Regions from separate parts of the Homo sapiens genome. Here region 2 is linked to region 1. A link is a contact called in ENCODE Hi-C data. All regions are on one chromosome and are shown on one strand. The core of a region is the stretch at or near the end of the contact, and the rest is flanking DNA. Distances in the headings are between cores, read along the strand shown. Region 1 overlaps SLC7A1 (solute carrier family 7 member 1). Region 2 has its middle 47 kb from the start of USPL1.

Region 1 (7,885 bases), core at 3,328-5,827:
ACGCAGCTGCTGACTGTGCATAGCGGCTTCTCACATGACTGCACCGCCAAATTCACGCGGCAGGCACTGGGCTTCGTCCCTCCTCCTGCACTGTGGGAGCAGCGGTTCAGAACCAGCTGGCACTCATCATCAGGTGCATTGTTTTAAGGAGAATTTAAAAGCATCCATGGCAAAGTCCCACCCAGCACAGCTTTTTCTTCCCCACGCAGTCTCAGATCCACTGGGATTAAGTGCTCAGCCACACCAAGAGCCAAAAAGCTGTTCCCCTCATCAGCAAACATACTGCCTGTTTCATTCCTGAAGACTTTTCCTCACGTTGTGTTTTTTAAATGGCTGTATTTATGGCTGAGTGGACAGGCTTAATTTGGTAAAACTGAACTGTTCCCTTTGAACAGGGGTTGATGGGATTATCTGTAGTTGGTTCCAGCCCTCCCTGCTGCAGCCTCAGACCCTGCCCAGGTCTGTGTGGTGTAAGGGCTGGGCTGAAGTTGGAAGCCAGGCCAGCACCCCAGGCCATGGCTCCACAGGCTTCCTTGTTGCTGCGAATGCCATTTGGAGGCAGCTTTTGAATGACCAGAGGTGCTTCATAACCAAAATGTGCAAGGGAAAACTTTCTCCAGGTGGTACCCCTCAAGCCTACAGCCTGGCATCGCCCCACAGGACCTTGAGGAGCCACCGGTCAGGATTTTCGAAGAGAGTGCTGAAAGACTTGGCATGGCCTTTTCAAGCTGTCTGTGCGGCACCAAGCAGTAGCCACTAGGTGGCAGTGTGGCGCTGCAGGAACTGGGGTCCACCTTGCACTTGGCTCAAAGTCATCCTTAGGGACCAGAGGACACATACAAAAATCCAGGAACAAGGCATGCCCCATGCTTATTTCCCAGTTCTGGAATCTATCAGGCTCTCTGGGCTGCTTTGCGAAGCTGGCCCCTTTTGTGAATCAGGTTCTGCAGCAGCAGAACCTCCCGCAGTAATTACACTGGGCCAGAAACCACGCCCAACCTGTGTCCCAGGGGCACGCTGCACGAGCTTGCTTACCCACCACGCAAGCTCTGTGGTCTGGCTTTCTGTGTGGCCAAGGAACACGAAATGTGCATGATGCTTTCAGGTGCAGACGCTCATCACATATTCCAGATCATAGGCACGCTGGGGCCCGGAGAGCAGCTCGCCTGCCTTCCTCTCTGCACAGCTCCCTGGGTGTCTGCTTTCAGCACCATCCATCAGCTGACAAAACTCAAAGGTCAAACCTTATCTTCTGGGCAGCAGATCTTCTGGTATAGCTGCTGTGAATCACTGCCTTTTACTGTCTGGGAATTAAGGCTCACTTGACTGAATTTGCCTCTAGTGCAAAAATGGATCCTTTCTCAAGGGAGTTGAGGGAGTGAGATAGTAACAATTACCAGGATAGCTACACTCCCCGACAGCCCCTCCGCCCTGCATGCACTCTGCTCCCTCTAACAGGATAGTGTATGTGCAGGCCAGCACAGACTGGGGCGGCAACAGGTGAGGGCGTTTTGTTGCCAGAGACCAAGTCCTTCAGCAAATGCCTGACAACTGGCAGCCTCTGAGCTGCTTTATCCCAACAGCTTGGTTGGAAGGAAGACCTCTGTGGCCCCAAAGCCAAATAAATCTGCAGACAGTATCAGAGATCCAAAATGGGGGCTCAAGGGATTCTCTGGTTGAGGCTCAAATTGTTGGAATAAGGATTTTCCCCAAATGGCTACAGGAAAGTGAGAAGATAGGACTAAAGTCACGGGCTGTGGGGAAGCAGAGCGGGATCTGGAACTCTCCATGGGGCACTTCCAGGCCTGGGTCCCAGGAGAGACCCACTAGGATTCTTGAGATCACACCATGCACATGGAAGCCATAGAATTTATTCGAATTTGCAGAAGCATGAGATAATGTACCACAAAAGAGTTTGATTTTACAACATAAAGTATGGTAGGAAGTGGTCAATGTACACAGTGTTGTCAGCAAAAAGGGGAGGCAGGGCAGTTTCACATTTTTTGAAAGGTGGTGGACGACAACTACACTTGTCCTTAAAGTAAAATAAAAGCAGGAGAGACCCAGCAGAGACCAACCTGATTTGCAGTTAGCATCAGAATCTAAATCTAGTATCACAACTTTAAGAAACTAAAAGAAAACTATTAGAAAAATAGAACATCAAACAAGCAAAAAAATATACAAATGTACATAATAAAAAACACACAACTCTTAATAATGGCTCCATGTTCAGTAGAAGAAAATATTTACTGGAGAAACCACAGCTATTCAGGTTTGATAATAAACCAACCCTCATTGGTATCATTACCCTTAGTGCTCCTTAAACTCATTGAAGCTGAAAGGCACAACTTAAGCAGGAAACTTATCATCTTAAATATATATTATAACTTCTCAAATGGGAAAATAAGTCCCAAACTTAATAGTCTGTCATCAAGAAACACAAAATCATTTGCCTTGTTAATAAATTAACAGTCTGAGTGCATCTTTCCATCCTGCTTCCTGACCCTGCTGGACACACTAATAAATACCCTGAGAAAATCTTCTCTTTAAGCTTGGCCAAGGTACTCCATCTCCTGTGGGGTTTTCAGCTGGCACTCAGCACATTTGTAGAATGACCCAGGAGGGCTCCATGGCAACTGTGCCCCGAGACTCCAGGCCCAGCCGGGTCCCGATGGCGAGAGCGTTGTGGCTCAGTGAAGCACTGGCACAGAAAGGCTGGACTCGAGGAATCGAGGGGTGAAGATGGAGTCGGCTGACATTTTTTGCCTTAAAAATACATTAGGAGTCATAAGCGTGATGACACATGGAGTGTAGCTTCTTGCACCACTGGATCAACAGTAATCAATTTCATGACTCGGATAAGGTCCCCAGGAGCCTGGCAGAATGTACATCTCCCTCTCCCTTCAGAGCCTTACATATAATCTTCTCATGACGATGGCAAACAGATATATTTTAAATTACACGTAACAATTATACATAGTGTATATCCAGATCCGTCTGCAGGCGAACTCTGCATCAGTTCCACATATAAGCCTCACGCCCCCACCACCCTGCAATTTCCCCGTCCTCGGAACTGTCTCACGAGACCACCAGCGCACAGACACGAACATGCCTCTCACACACCCCAGAACGCAGCTGTGCTGGAGTTGGGCACAAAGGCCCCTCACTCCCTGTCTTCATGGTGTGGGTTCTTGGCTGCCAACAGAACTGTCAGCCTTTATTAAGAAGGAAGGGTCTGTGTAAAAATGGGATGTGTGAATCAGAAGAGGGGCCCTGGCACAGAGCCAGGCAGGCTTGCTTTAGCATTGAGTCCTGCGTCGCGCAATGCCCAGGACCTTGCCTGTTAAGTCTGGGTGGGGCCCCTATGGGGCATGTCCACGTGCCCCCCACCAGACTCATTGCCCTGTCTCCAGTCTCCACTGTGGGTTGGGCTGGAGGCCATGCCACGTGGGACTGCAAACACCAGCCAGTTCACAATGCCTGCTCCGTGGCAGGGGCACGGCAGGGAGGAGCTGGTATCATCAGCGTTTCCACCCATCTGAACAAAGGTGAGCGGGCCATGCACCCTTCCAGCTGTGCACAGGGATGTGCTGAAGGTGCAGGAGGCAGTGCGTCAGGGCCTTGGTGGCTGGGGTAGGTGGAGAAGCCCGCTGCCCCCACCATCCTGCGGTCACCCCTGGACTCGTATTGGATCCTGGCCACTGTGCTAGAGTCAGCACAAGGGACCAGGTGGCTGGCTGCCTGAGAGAGAAAATAAGTCACAGTGGAAAGAGTTTTTACTGCTGCAAAAACCAAAAGTGGGGGGAGATCTCAGCAATTCTGACAACAGTATACATTTAGCGACCTTTCTGAGACAGCCTGGGGAAAATGCATCTATCACTGTCCTCTTGATTTGGAAAAATAAATCCGATGCATAAAGCCTTGGACAAGGGTGTGTGAGCAGGGATGATAAGTAGAGTGGGGGGTGTGTAGAGGCCTGGTCTCCTCCGGACGGTGCCCCTCCCAACTGCAGAGCTGCCCTCCTGTAAGCCGGCTCCCGAGCCAGCTGCCAACAAGGCCCCCACTGCCTCCCTGGAGACCCACTTCATCCCCCTCTTCAGCAGAGGTCCTGAGGCAGGGGGGTGGAGATCTGCTGGGTTTGCTGCTTCATGAATTTGGGCCTTCGGAGGTCATGAACACATGCAGGGCAGTCACAGGGGTTGTGGGAGACAGGAAGGGATGTTTACCCATCACAAATGGGTCTTTCCAATGTGGGTATTTGTGGCTGGTGCACAGATAAAAGTAGACACAATACTCCTTGGTGGGTGTGCCTCTAGTAATGTGTAAGTTCTGACTATGTAGGAAAATCCTGGCCAGTGGAACTAAGAATATTCTTGTTTGGGCAAGGGAACTAAGAGATGTGAAACTATCATTTTTTTTTTGCTTGTGTGTATTTTTATTTCAGGGAAAGAAATGAGGGATATGATAAGAAAAAGTCTATTAAAATTGTAAGGCTTACTCCAGACACCATTGCTTAAATCACTCCCCTCTCACACAGAGAGAAAACCCCTGGCAAGTGCACAAAAACACTACTCATAAAAGCACGGTGACCAGTGAACTATTATGCAAGGCACCCCCACGTGTCCTTTCCTAACCAGGAAGCCCGTCCTCTAAGGAGGGGGCATGGGTCCCATCCCTGCCCAGCCTAGGCGTGCTTCTGTGTCCAGCTTTAAGGCCTCTGCGTGAGGAAGGCCACAGACTCCCAGCTGTCAGCACGCTGTCATGATGAGACTTGGAGCAGGGGAGACGCACCTTCTCAATCTACAAAATGAGCCATGGCGCCCATTAAAATGTCAAATGTCAACTCTAAATAGTCTATTGGGTGCTGTCTTGCACGGAAATCTCAGCCAGAAAGAAAAACTAGAGAAAAGAAAAAAAAGAAAAAAGCAATTCTCTCCCACCACTTCACTTTTCTTGGAGACTGTCTATCCCTCGAATTCTCTTTGCCTATGTAGAAAATAACGGAAAAAAAAATCAAGCAAATAACTACCAGGTCCTAAGACAAGAGACAACCAAAACCCCAACAAAATAAGTTAGTATTTATCAAAATATGTTACAACACCAATCTCCATAAATGTCAATATCACTCTTTGGAAATCGGAGCTCTGGGCTCTTATGATGCTCCCTCTGGAACATTCAAAATGAGATCAGAATAAAGCTCCCAGCAAGGTGAGCAGGCCTGATACGGAGGCTCAGCCCATGGCCATCCACCCGCCCTCCACCGCCGTGTTCACAAATTCTTGCACTTCTCTCCAAGAACCTTCTGGGGGCACAGGGAGGGTACAAGTGCCCTCAATTTATCAGGCTTCTTTCTACCAGATTTGTGTCAAAGGCCAGACTAGGAAGAAATGGAAAGGAAACTAAGTTTTGAAAGCAGCATTTCCATTTCCCCTGGTGTCCAAAATGCCCACATCCCTCCTCCTCCCCCATCAGCATGGGCCTTCTGTCTCCTGAAGTAGACTCAGTGGAACGCTCCACCCACGTTCAGGTTTCCTCTGGCTCCCATCTACAAGGAGTGTGTGTGAAATGGTGCTGGCCGCAGGCCCCGACCCAGGCAAGACGGGGGTGGCGTGCACTGGAGCTATGGGGGTGGGGAGGATGCTCGGGTCTCTCCCACTTGCAGAGGCGTGGGGTCCGAAGCATCCGGATGACAGATACACAAAAGGGACAGCAATATGCCTAGAAATCACCTCCCCTGCGACCCACGCATCTCAGCTATAGGACAGCCGCAGGGGTGATGACATGGCCATTTCCAAGTTAATGTTATGCCCTAACTTAATCTGGTGGAGTGTCACAATTTCATGGACTGTGGATTGATTTCAATTTCATCATGTCACAGAGAGGCCAGACAGCTTATGTCAGGGCCAGAAACGCATGACCCCGACATGTCCTGACCCCAGACTGAGCTGCCACCAGCCTTGAGAACCTTACAGGAGCCACCAGACTGGCTCCAAAGCATGGGAGGGCAAGACTGAGTGAACGGTGGCGACTCACAGGAAACAGACTTCTGACTCGGCCACCATGGGGCCAGTCCTGCAGATACTGTCTCATGTTCCAGTTACTCAGGACACAGCCAGTCGGGGGAGACGGCAGGAGCAGCAAGAACTGGCCCAGGCCTGGAGGCCGTGAGCTGAAGGTCCCTGGTTTACATGCATGTGCACACACATGCATAAGCAAAGCAGGCCCTAATGGGAGTGATCCCTTCTTCCTCATTTGAGTGGAGCCAGCTGCCCTCAGCCCCGGGCAGCTGTCATGGTGTCAGAGCAAAGCCCTGAGAAGCCAAGGGGCAGGCAGGGTCCGGCCCTAATGACCCATCTGAATGCAACCGGAGAAGGACAACAGGCCTGATTTTCCTTTTTAAGTGCACTACTGTCATTTGGCTCTGGGGTGGGGAGCTGCTGGGGACACACTGTTTTGTGGTACTCATCTGGCTTGATTGCTGGGTGTCTGGGGCTGAGCGGGAAGATGGCTGCGAAAGTTTGGAGTATGCACAATTTCAATCCCAGAACAGTCCCCGGGAGGAAGGCCTGGTTCCCAAGATAAGGAGAGAAGGTGACCTCCGTTCTGCCTGAGGCTGCGGCAGCTCGGGGCTGAGCTGGTAGGGGAGGAACTGCTTTGTTCAGAGAAGTGAGGAGACACAGTGGCCAGCCGCAGCCTAGTGGCCCCGGCCAGGCAGCTGTCTGGAGGTGACCAGGGCCCGGAGAACCGGCTGCAGAGCCGAGGGTGGGCTGGGGCTGCAGGTCAAGTAATTGCACCTTTGGCTGCAGTGAGGGTGTGGACGCAGGTGGTTTCTGTTGCACTGGTGGGGAGGGTGGGGTGCCTCCCGGTCCTCTGGGGGCGTCCCTCGGGGCTGCTGCCACCTCCGGGGGGCGGGGCTGTGCGTCACTTGCACTGGTCCAAGTTGCCGTCAGGAGTCCTTGCTTGGTCGGCATCCAGGGACGCCTCCTCGCTGTGCCACAGGCCATAGCCAAAGTAGATGATGAAGCCTGCGGGCCGACAGCAGAGACGGGCGTGAACAGACCGCCGGTTGCACCACCGCAGGCAGGGCTCAGAGCCCAGGGCGGTCCCACAGCAAACCCTCTCAGGCGGCCTGCCCCTGCCTGGCATGAGCCCGCAGCCAGCGGCCCCTGTGACCTTTCCACATCTGGAGCAGCTGCCACACGAAGGCCACTGTCTGCTTCGACATCTGGCAAAGCCCTACGTTCCTCTGGACGGCCTTATGCTGCGGTGTTTCCTGAGCAGACAGAGCAGCTGGGCCAGGGCCACCAGAGGCCATCGGGTCCTTCAGCTTAGCCCCCTGATGCCCCCGGAGGCCACGAGAGTATCGAGAATGTGCACTATGGAGATGGGGTTTCCCGCAGGTGCTGGAGGTCTCCAGGCTCTCAGCCTGGACAGTCCCACTGCCCATTTCTCCACATAACTGAGCGTCAGACTGCAGGAGACACTGAGCCCCAGGAATGGACTTCACATAGGAGTCCACAGCCTGTTCCTGCACACGGGACTCCAGGGTGGGTCCAGGACCTATGCTTCTTACCACCTGCCCAGGGGCTGGGGCCACCTTGTGTGGCTGACACAGGAAAACAGGCCTTAAAGCAAGGACTCAGCCACCCACAGCCCAGGAAAGGAGCTCAGGCTCCTGCACACAGGGACTTTGACAGGGATGCTGGGAAGAGGCGCCCCTCTGCCTTCACCAGGCCTGGAGGAAGTGGCCAGTGAGCTGTGAGCAGCTTTTTCTCAGAAAGGCTCTAGGAGACGTCTGTCTAACAGGCTGGACTTTGCAGGGAATGAGGACCCACCCGGCTGCCAGCAGACAGTGGGCCGCAAAGTATTTCCTGGAGGAAAAGCA
Region 2 (7,885 bases), core at 2,160-4,659, 1.1 Mb after region 1:
AGAAGTTATTCTATATAACAAAGAGATTGTACCCACCCAAGCCAGCATTTAGATCATGTCATTTGCTTCCTCAAAATTTTGGTCTTTATAAAAATCAATTAAAGCACCTTAAAAGGTAAGCAGTGATGAAATATTTGAAATAATTGGCTAATTAAACATCACCTAAATAGAAACTGTGATAAGAACCACAAATGCGAAAAGGAATCATGTAGTAACTAATGTGGAGGATATCTTGGTTTAGAGATTTGATGAACACGAGTTTTGATTTAAAAAAATTTGTGCAATACTCACTGCTTTGGTGGGGAGCTTGCTATGCAAGTTGGTAGAAAAATTTATCCTAAAGTCACAGTTCTCTACCACTCTGGATTTTCTCGAGCTAACTACCATTCCAAACTATTTTAGGCACAGTTACTAGTTTCAAGAATCAGGCAAATTGCCCTGGTATTAGCACTGTTCTTTCTGTGGTCACAAGTCAAACTACTGTGGTGAATAAAATTAGATGATTTCTTTAGTCTTTCCTTTTTCAGCCCCTGTAGTCAATTTCCAGTGCTCCATTCAAAGAAAAACCAAAAATGTCCAGAATATAACCTTATTTTAAAACTTGTTAACCACTGATTTCACTTGTTAACCAAATTTTTTTTTTTTTTTTTTTGAGAATGAATCTCACTCTGTCACCAGGCTGGAGTGCAGTGGCATGATCTTGGTTCACTGCAACCTCCGCCTCCTGGGTACTGGTTCAAGCAATTCTCCTGCCTCAGTCTCCCGAGTAGCTGGGATTACAGGTGTGCACCCCCACACCCAGCTAATTTTTTTGTACTTTTAGTAGAGATGGGGTTTCACCATGTTGGCCGGGCTAGTCTTAAACTCCTGACCTCGTGATCCGCCCGCCTCGGCCTCCCAAAGTGCTGGGATTGCAGGCATGAACCACTGCGCCCAGCCTGTTAACCAAATTTCTAATCACACACACTTGAGGCCCAGTAAATGCCTGCTGAAAAGAGGGTGCTGGTGGTGAGGCAACTGAGGGGCTAACATACTGATAGCTGCTGAAATCTTCTACAGCTCTTTCTTGTTAGAACACTCCATCACGGCTCCCAGGCCCACACCACATGAAGGAACTTCTAGCTCTCTTGCTTGCTCTTTACCCAAATGTAGTTAGCAAGTCCTGGGAACTAAACAGCATTGACACACTTGAAGAAGACAATTAGGCAAATCCCAACTGCTGTGCTCCTGCAGCTAAAGATGAAGACTCGTCCATTGGGCAGTTGATTAATTGTACCTAGAAAATTAATTTCAATGGTCCCATGACAACATACGGGCAGTGAAGCTCTAGTGTTCCCCCTGGGTGGAATCTTCCAGGATGTATAGTCTCCCATACCAGCTCATCCTCCCATTTTTCCAGATTCTGGTTCTTCTCTCTTACCTAGTGTGTAGTGGGCCAAATGGTGGTCCCCCAAAAAGATATGTCCATGTGTTAACCCTGGAAACTGTGGATGTAACCTTATTTGGAAAAATGGGGCCAGGTGCAGTGGTGTGCATGTGTAGTCCCAGAACTTTGAGAAGCCAAGGTGGGAGAATCGTTGGAGCCCAGGAGTTCAAGAACAGCCCAGGCAACATATTGAGACCCCCGTCTCTATAAGCAATAAAAAATTAGCTAGGTGTGGTGGCATGCACCTGAAGTTCCAGCTACTTGAGAGGCTGAGGCAGAAGGACTGCTCAAGCCCAAGGAGTTCAAGGCTGCAGTGAGCTATGATCATGTCACCCCACTCCAGCCTGGGTGACAGAGTCAGACTCCCTGTCTCAGGAGAAAAGAAAAAAAGGTCTTTGTAAATGTAATAAAGAATCTTGAGATAAGATCATCCTGATTTAGGATGGACCCTAAATCCAATGACATTTGTCCTTACAAAAGAAAGGTAGAGGGAACTGTGAGACAGACACAGAGGGGAGGGCCTTGTGAAGCAGGAAGCATAGATGCAGTTACAAGTCAAGGAATGCCAAGGACTGTCTACAACCAGAAGCCAGGAGAGATGCATGGGATGATTTCTCCCTCACAGCCTCCAGAACTTCTGGCCTCCAGGACTGTGAAGAATCAATTTCTGTTGTTTTAAGCCACCAAGTTTGTGTGTCATTTGTTATGGCAATGGCAGTATTAGGACTCTAATACACAGTATAAAAAAATAAAAATAGGGCCAGGCGTGGTGGCTCAGACCTATAACCCCAGCACTTTGGGAGGCTAAGGCGGGGAGATCACTTGAGGTCAGGAGTTTGAGACCAACCAGGCCAACATGGTGAAACCCCATCTCTATTAAAAATAAAAATTAGTTGGGCATGGTGGTGTGCATCTGTAATCCCAGTTACTCAGGAGGCTGAGGCAGAAGAATCGCTTGAACCCAGGAAGTGGAGGTTGTAGTGAATGCCACTGCACTCCAGCCTGGGTGACAGAGCTAGACTCCTTCATCCTAGGACACAGCCAAGTCTTACGTAGCAAAAAGAAGTTGTTAAAGGTCTGTAGTTCTGCATTAAGCAACACAGGCATGTACCTATGAATTATATGATTATAAAAGTGCTCGGACAGGCCCATTTCAAACTTGGCCTCTTTCCACCAACTGTGTACTGTTTCTCATTCCATAACTAGAGATTATGTCTTTATATCCTGTCAAAAAAGTGAATTTTTGTGGGCTAAGACATTATCCCTGTGTTAAATGCACCAGTCTTAGTGTAAACAAGCCTAGTTCCTTTTTCATTTTGGCTGTCTAGTATGCATTTGTATATGCTAGGCAGTGTACTAGGCACCTTAAATACATTACCTTGTTTAACCTCTACAGGATTCTGGGAGGTAGGCATTATCCCCATTTTATAGATGAGAACACTGAGAAGACAATGTTCATAAGTGCGTCACTTGTCTGAGATGACATATTTACTAAGTAGCAGAACCAGGCCTCGAGCTACTCAGTCTGATTTCCAAAGCCCCTGCTCTTAATCACATCAACTTCTTTCCTATATCACCTTTCCCAGAGTGCGCTCTCATGGATAAAGAGCAGAAGTATAAGTTACTAGGCAGCAGAAAACTGTAGAGGTGGGAAGATTAGATAAAAAATGTAAATAAGAAGGCTTTAAGACACCAAAATCAAATGTAAATACTTTATAACCTGAATCAGTGCTTGTGTTCATGAGGCTAGAGGTCGTGCATTTTATCTCTAGGTCTGGTGATGCCAATCCTGATCTACAGCCAGCAGCAACAGTTCCCTAGCCTGCCTAGAAGTTTGTAAATGCATGGGCTTTGGTAGGAGGAAGACGAGAGAAAGCAGAACAGATTATTACAAACCCAGTGCATTCCCCCTTGATGGGTCAACAGCGATTTCTTTGTAAGTGAAGGACAGCACACTGGTTTTGATGACTCACGAGAGAGTAGGAGGGAAAAAGAAGTCTGAGGCATTGCCTGGAAGCCTCGCTCTGCTTAAACAAGTACACTAATGGCTCATGCCTGTTACTCCCAGCACTTTGGAAGGCCAAGATGGGTGGATCACTTGAGGCCAGGAGTTTAAGCCCAGCCTGGTCAACATAGCGAGACCTTTTCTCTATTAAAAATAAAGAAGAAAGAAAGTAATAATGATTCAAGTTCTCATTCTCTACAAAATTCACTTATGACTTTCCAAATGCTAGTGAAAACTTTTAGGTATTGCAAAACTGCCTTAATGCATAACGGGATTCTCATTTTACTTAGTCTAAGATGACTTTTTCACTTTGAACTTCTGCATCTTTATGATCGCTTAGCTTTCTGACAAGCAATTTCAGTAAGTGTTTATCAATTTGCATCCACACGCTGACACATAGGGGTCTACTTACATATCCTTCATGTAATTGAGCTTTTGTAAATCATCTTTCTACATGGTACACTTCTGATTTTGTGTGCAGCTTTCTTGTTTAAGCACTGTATTAAATGCTCTGCTTCCTACACCCTTAGGAACAATGAGAATAAAAGCGTAATGTTGGTTACTTCTTCATATCAAAGGAAGTTCATCTCCTGGTTATTAAAAGCTATTATTAAATGGCCATCTTTTTGTGCCCCTGTGTTAAGCACTCTACCAAGATACCATTAAATAGATAAGGGCCACACTCCATAGAGATGATGGTTCTATATTCTGTATTTTCTGGGGGAGTTCTAATTTCATGCAATTCCTTCTTCTTAAATAAAGGCAATTCTCTAAATATATTACCTAATGTGCTTTCACTTTCATATTCTTGTAAGATTTTTCACATAAATCAATTCTCAAAAAATAGTATCATAGGCCTTTTAAAAATAGTCATGTTCAAAAGTCAGGCTCATGAATAAATGTGTGCATTCATTACATATATTTTCATAAATTCAAATTTAAAAGAATAAGAGTAGCTAGAAGGTGGAAGAAAAATCTTATTCTGATTAGGAATGCACAATCACAAGAAAATTTGTGATATATATAGTCATTTTATTCTGTATTGTTTTATTTTGATTTTGGTAAGACAAGAAACAATGTAGAAAGTTTGACAACTTAAAAAAGTAATATGAGTGTGAGAAAGTCCTCTTCCAGGATTAGCAAAAAAATGGTTTTTTTTTTTTTTTTTTCCGAGATGGAGTCTCGCTCTCTCGCCCAGGCTGGAGTGCAGTGGCGCAATCTTGGCTCACTGCAACCTCCGCCTCCCGGGTTCAGGTGATTCTCTTGCCTCAGCCTCCCAAGTAGCTGGGACTACAGGCATGTGCCACCATGCCCGGCTAATTTTTTTTATTTTTAGTAGAGACGGGGTTTCACCATGCTGGCCAGGCTGGTCTTGAACTCCTGACCTTGTGATCTGCCCGCCTTAGCCTCCCAAAGTGCTGGGATTACAGGCGTGAGCCACCGTACCCAGCCTAAATGGCCAAGTTTTATTATGGACAATTAAGCTGTAGAATAAAAATCTACTTTTAATAGCTGGCATAGTGCCTAGTGGTTTTGAAGCCACAAGCAGGTTTACAAAAAACATTTAAATCCATCTGAATCTACAGAAAACTAAGATTACCTAAGCAGAAAATGAAAATAGTTCAGGATTAAGGAAGATTAACAAATGAAGAGTATATGTATTTTAGAAGTATTACTTTATATTTTTATAGTATAATAATAATATTTACGTTCCTACACTTATAATGAGTTTCGTATATATATTAAAATAATTTAATGGATTAGTATGTTTATATTTGCTTTTAGTAAATTTGGTGTATGATAAACTCAGTTGTCTACATTGTGAGACTACACCTGAGGCAATTTCTGTGTTGATATATACCTGAATAGCAGATATTACTTGGGAGCAAATAAAATAGCTTCAGGCCTAATTTTGCAAGTTCATGATGGGAGAGTAAGCATGACTTCAAAGAACTGACTTTGAGTTAAAACTTGAAGAATGAATGTGACAACAGCAAGTATAAAACAATGCCAGGCAGAGGTGGGACTGTTCATGGGTATCAGGGTAAGTGTGTTGATAAATGCTCAAAGTAGGAAATACCTTTCTTCCCCCACACATGTCAGAAAATAACTGCAATAGAATGCAACGACATCTCAGAGATAAAGTGTTCAACTTAGCTCTCAGAGACCGTTCAGTTACATTTTGTAATGACATTGGAATTGATTGCATTTTGAAGGCAATTCTAAATGCAAAGTCTTCATTTTGTTGATAGAAGCTGGGTTATTTATTATGAAATTTCAAAAATTAAGTAAAATATCTAATTAGGATTATACCAGCAAAGGCAAATTTAGAATTCAAGACTTCATGATCCATGGTAAGATTATTTTAATGCAACTCTGCTAATTAACTGAAATTTCCTTTAACTCTCACATCTGCCTTTTACTTCTTAAGACATTTTTCTAGTATTTCACCAGAGCAAGATATCAGAAGGGTAAATCTCTTACCAATGAACTTTGCTAATTCTTAGTGACTCCGTTGACCCTGGTGTAAGGATCAGGAACAAAGTGAATGAAATACATTTTAATACATTTCTGCTTTCTCTAATTCCAAAGACCACTCTAAAGAATAAGTTATTTGTGGGTATTATCTGAAACTTGGGATTAAAAGAGACCGTGATTACCCTTCAGGGATTTTGGCAAAACTTAAGCCATTTCATCTGAAGAGCAAAGCAAGCCTCCCACACTCTTGGCTTATTCTCACAATTATCTAGATATCTAGCAACAAAACTCTTGAGTAGTTTGTTAACTACAGATGCCAAGGGCTGACAGTTTCACTTTCAGTTTTCAGAATATCTTTTGTTTCAGTGGTGTAAGCACACCATCAGAATCTCTACTATTTAAAATAATTAAGTTATAATTGTAACTTCCATTAGATGTAGTACTTAAAGGAATCTAGAAGACACAACTCATTAATTATAGGAATTTGACTGCAAATTCTTCTGGGGGGTCTGAATTGCAAAGGAGGCATCTTTGTAAGTCAGACTCAACTCATTACTCTGTGATGCAGGCTCCTCCAAATGGCAGCAGAAACGTATTACTCTCTAGAAACACTACAGTAGTGCTACAATTTCAGGGTTCTGTAGAGATAAGGACAAATTGACAGAAACACATTCTTAGAAGGACAGTATCATTTAAAATAAAAATACTGTCATAATTGTACACCAGGATAGCTTCTCCATAATAAATTCTTTATGATTTTCTGATTTTTAGAAATCAGAATTGAACTTTTTAATGTGAAAAAAATGAGAGAATTGTTTCAAAATAGGACCACATTTCTGTGTATAATTTTAAAAGTTTAAAAATATTTGATTAGTAGACTGATAAACTGAAACATTTTTGATAAGCTTTTCATTACATACAAACCATATAATTTGTAAAAAATTGGAAATTATTCAAAACTTCACATAACTAAAGTGACCAAATAAATACTGGAGAGGAAAGAAAAGGAGTCAAATGAATCTAGCATTTTCTTTTTTTTTTTTTTTTTGGAGAAAGGGTCTCACTGTGCCACCCAGGTGGGAGTGCAATGGCACGATCATGGCTCACTGCAGCCTCAACTTTATGGGCTTAGGTGATCCTCCCACCTCGGCCTCCCAAGTAGCAGGGACTACAGGCATGCGCCAACACGTCCAGCTAATTTTTTTGGTATTTTTTGCAGAGACGAGGTTTCACCAGGTTGCCGTGGCTGATCTGGAACTCCTGGTCTCAAGTGATCTACCCAACTCAGCCTCCCAAAGTGCTGGGATTACAGGCGTGAGCCACCGCACCCGGCCTAATCTAGCATTTTCTAAAAGGAAGGACCCAGCAGTGAACGGCAATATCAATAATCATGTTCAAGACTATCAGACATGCAAGCTGGGGATGAATGGGTGGAAGGGGAAAATGATGAATAAATGATGAACACAAGTATAGACCCAGTGGATTTGAGATGCCCAAGATGCCAGTGAGATATTCAAAGTTTAACTCAAAAGCCACTTCCCATATGAAATCCTGACAAACACTCCTACGTCCAACTGGAATTAATTTCTCTTCTGGGCTCCCACAGCACTCTGTATTTTTCTAATAGCATAACACTATTTTGTTTGTAGATATTTCTCTGATAGCATTACTATCTTTCCTCTTTATCACAACTGTTTGAAGTTCTTTTGCCTCTTGCATCCACTGTTGCCCAATCCCACTGCTGGAAGGCTCATCTTATTAAGTTCTGTATTCCTAGTGCTAACACACTGTCTACCATAGATGATGTTCAATAAATGGTTGCTAAATGAATTCTCTTGTGATAATAGCACTATGGCAACATAATCGACGGTAAAAATTTCTTCTCAATGTTTACTTTTAGCAGAATGCATTCATTTATCAACTTTCATTGAGAATATGCTAATTTCCATGACCCTGCTAGGAAATAGGAAAATAAA

What was found. A loop is a pair of places that touch in the nucleus more often than their neighbours do. Pooled maps may share reads with other maps.
Region 2: a map of CD4-positive, alpha-beta T cell shows a loop between it and region 1 (3-fold over the local background). The contact joins two enhancer-like sites. A Hi-C loop is called at or near these places in 2 of 168 maps with a recorded cell type or tissue (CD4-positive, alpha-beta T cell and naive thymus-derived CD4-positive, alpha-beta T cell) and 6 of 50 pooled maps.

What each region holds. Positions count from the first base shown.
Region 1 is chr13:29,507,559-29,515,443 of GRCh38, forward strand. It overlaps SLC7A1 (solute carrier family 7 member 1), which reads right to left. Exons shown (of 13, transcript NM_003045.5): 13 at 1,856-7,025. The coding sequence ends at 6,922. Among named protein-coding and RNA genes, the nearest start is that of MTUS2-AS1, 24 kb to the left of the region's middle. Within about 2 kb of position 4,578, at least 2 of the 41 ENCODE cell types and tissues checked have a DNase peak (open chromatin) inside an H3K27ac peak, as active enhancers do.
Region 2 is chr13:30,566,711-30,574,595 of GRCh38, forward strand. It overlaps a transcript of HMGB1 not described here. Among named protein-coding and RNA genes, the nearest start is that of USPL1, 47 kb to the right of the region's middle. RefSeq lists a silencer at 3,182-3,476. Within about 2 kb of position 3,410, at least 12 of the 41 ENCODE cell types and tissues checked have a DNase peak (open chromatin) inside an H3K27ac peak, as active enhancers do.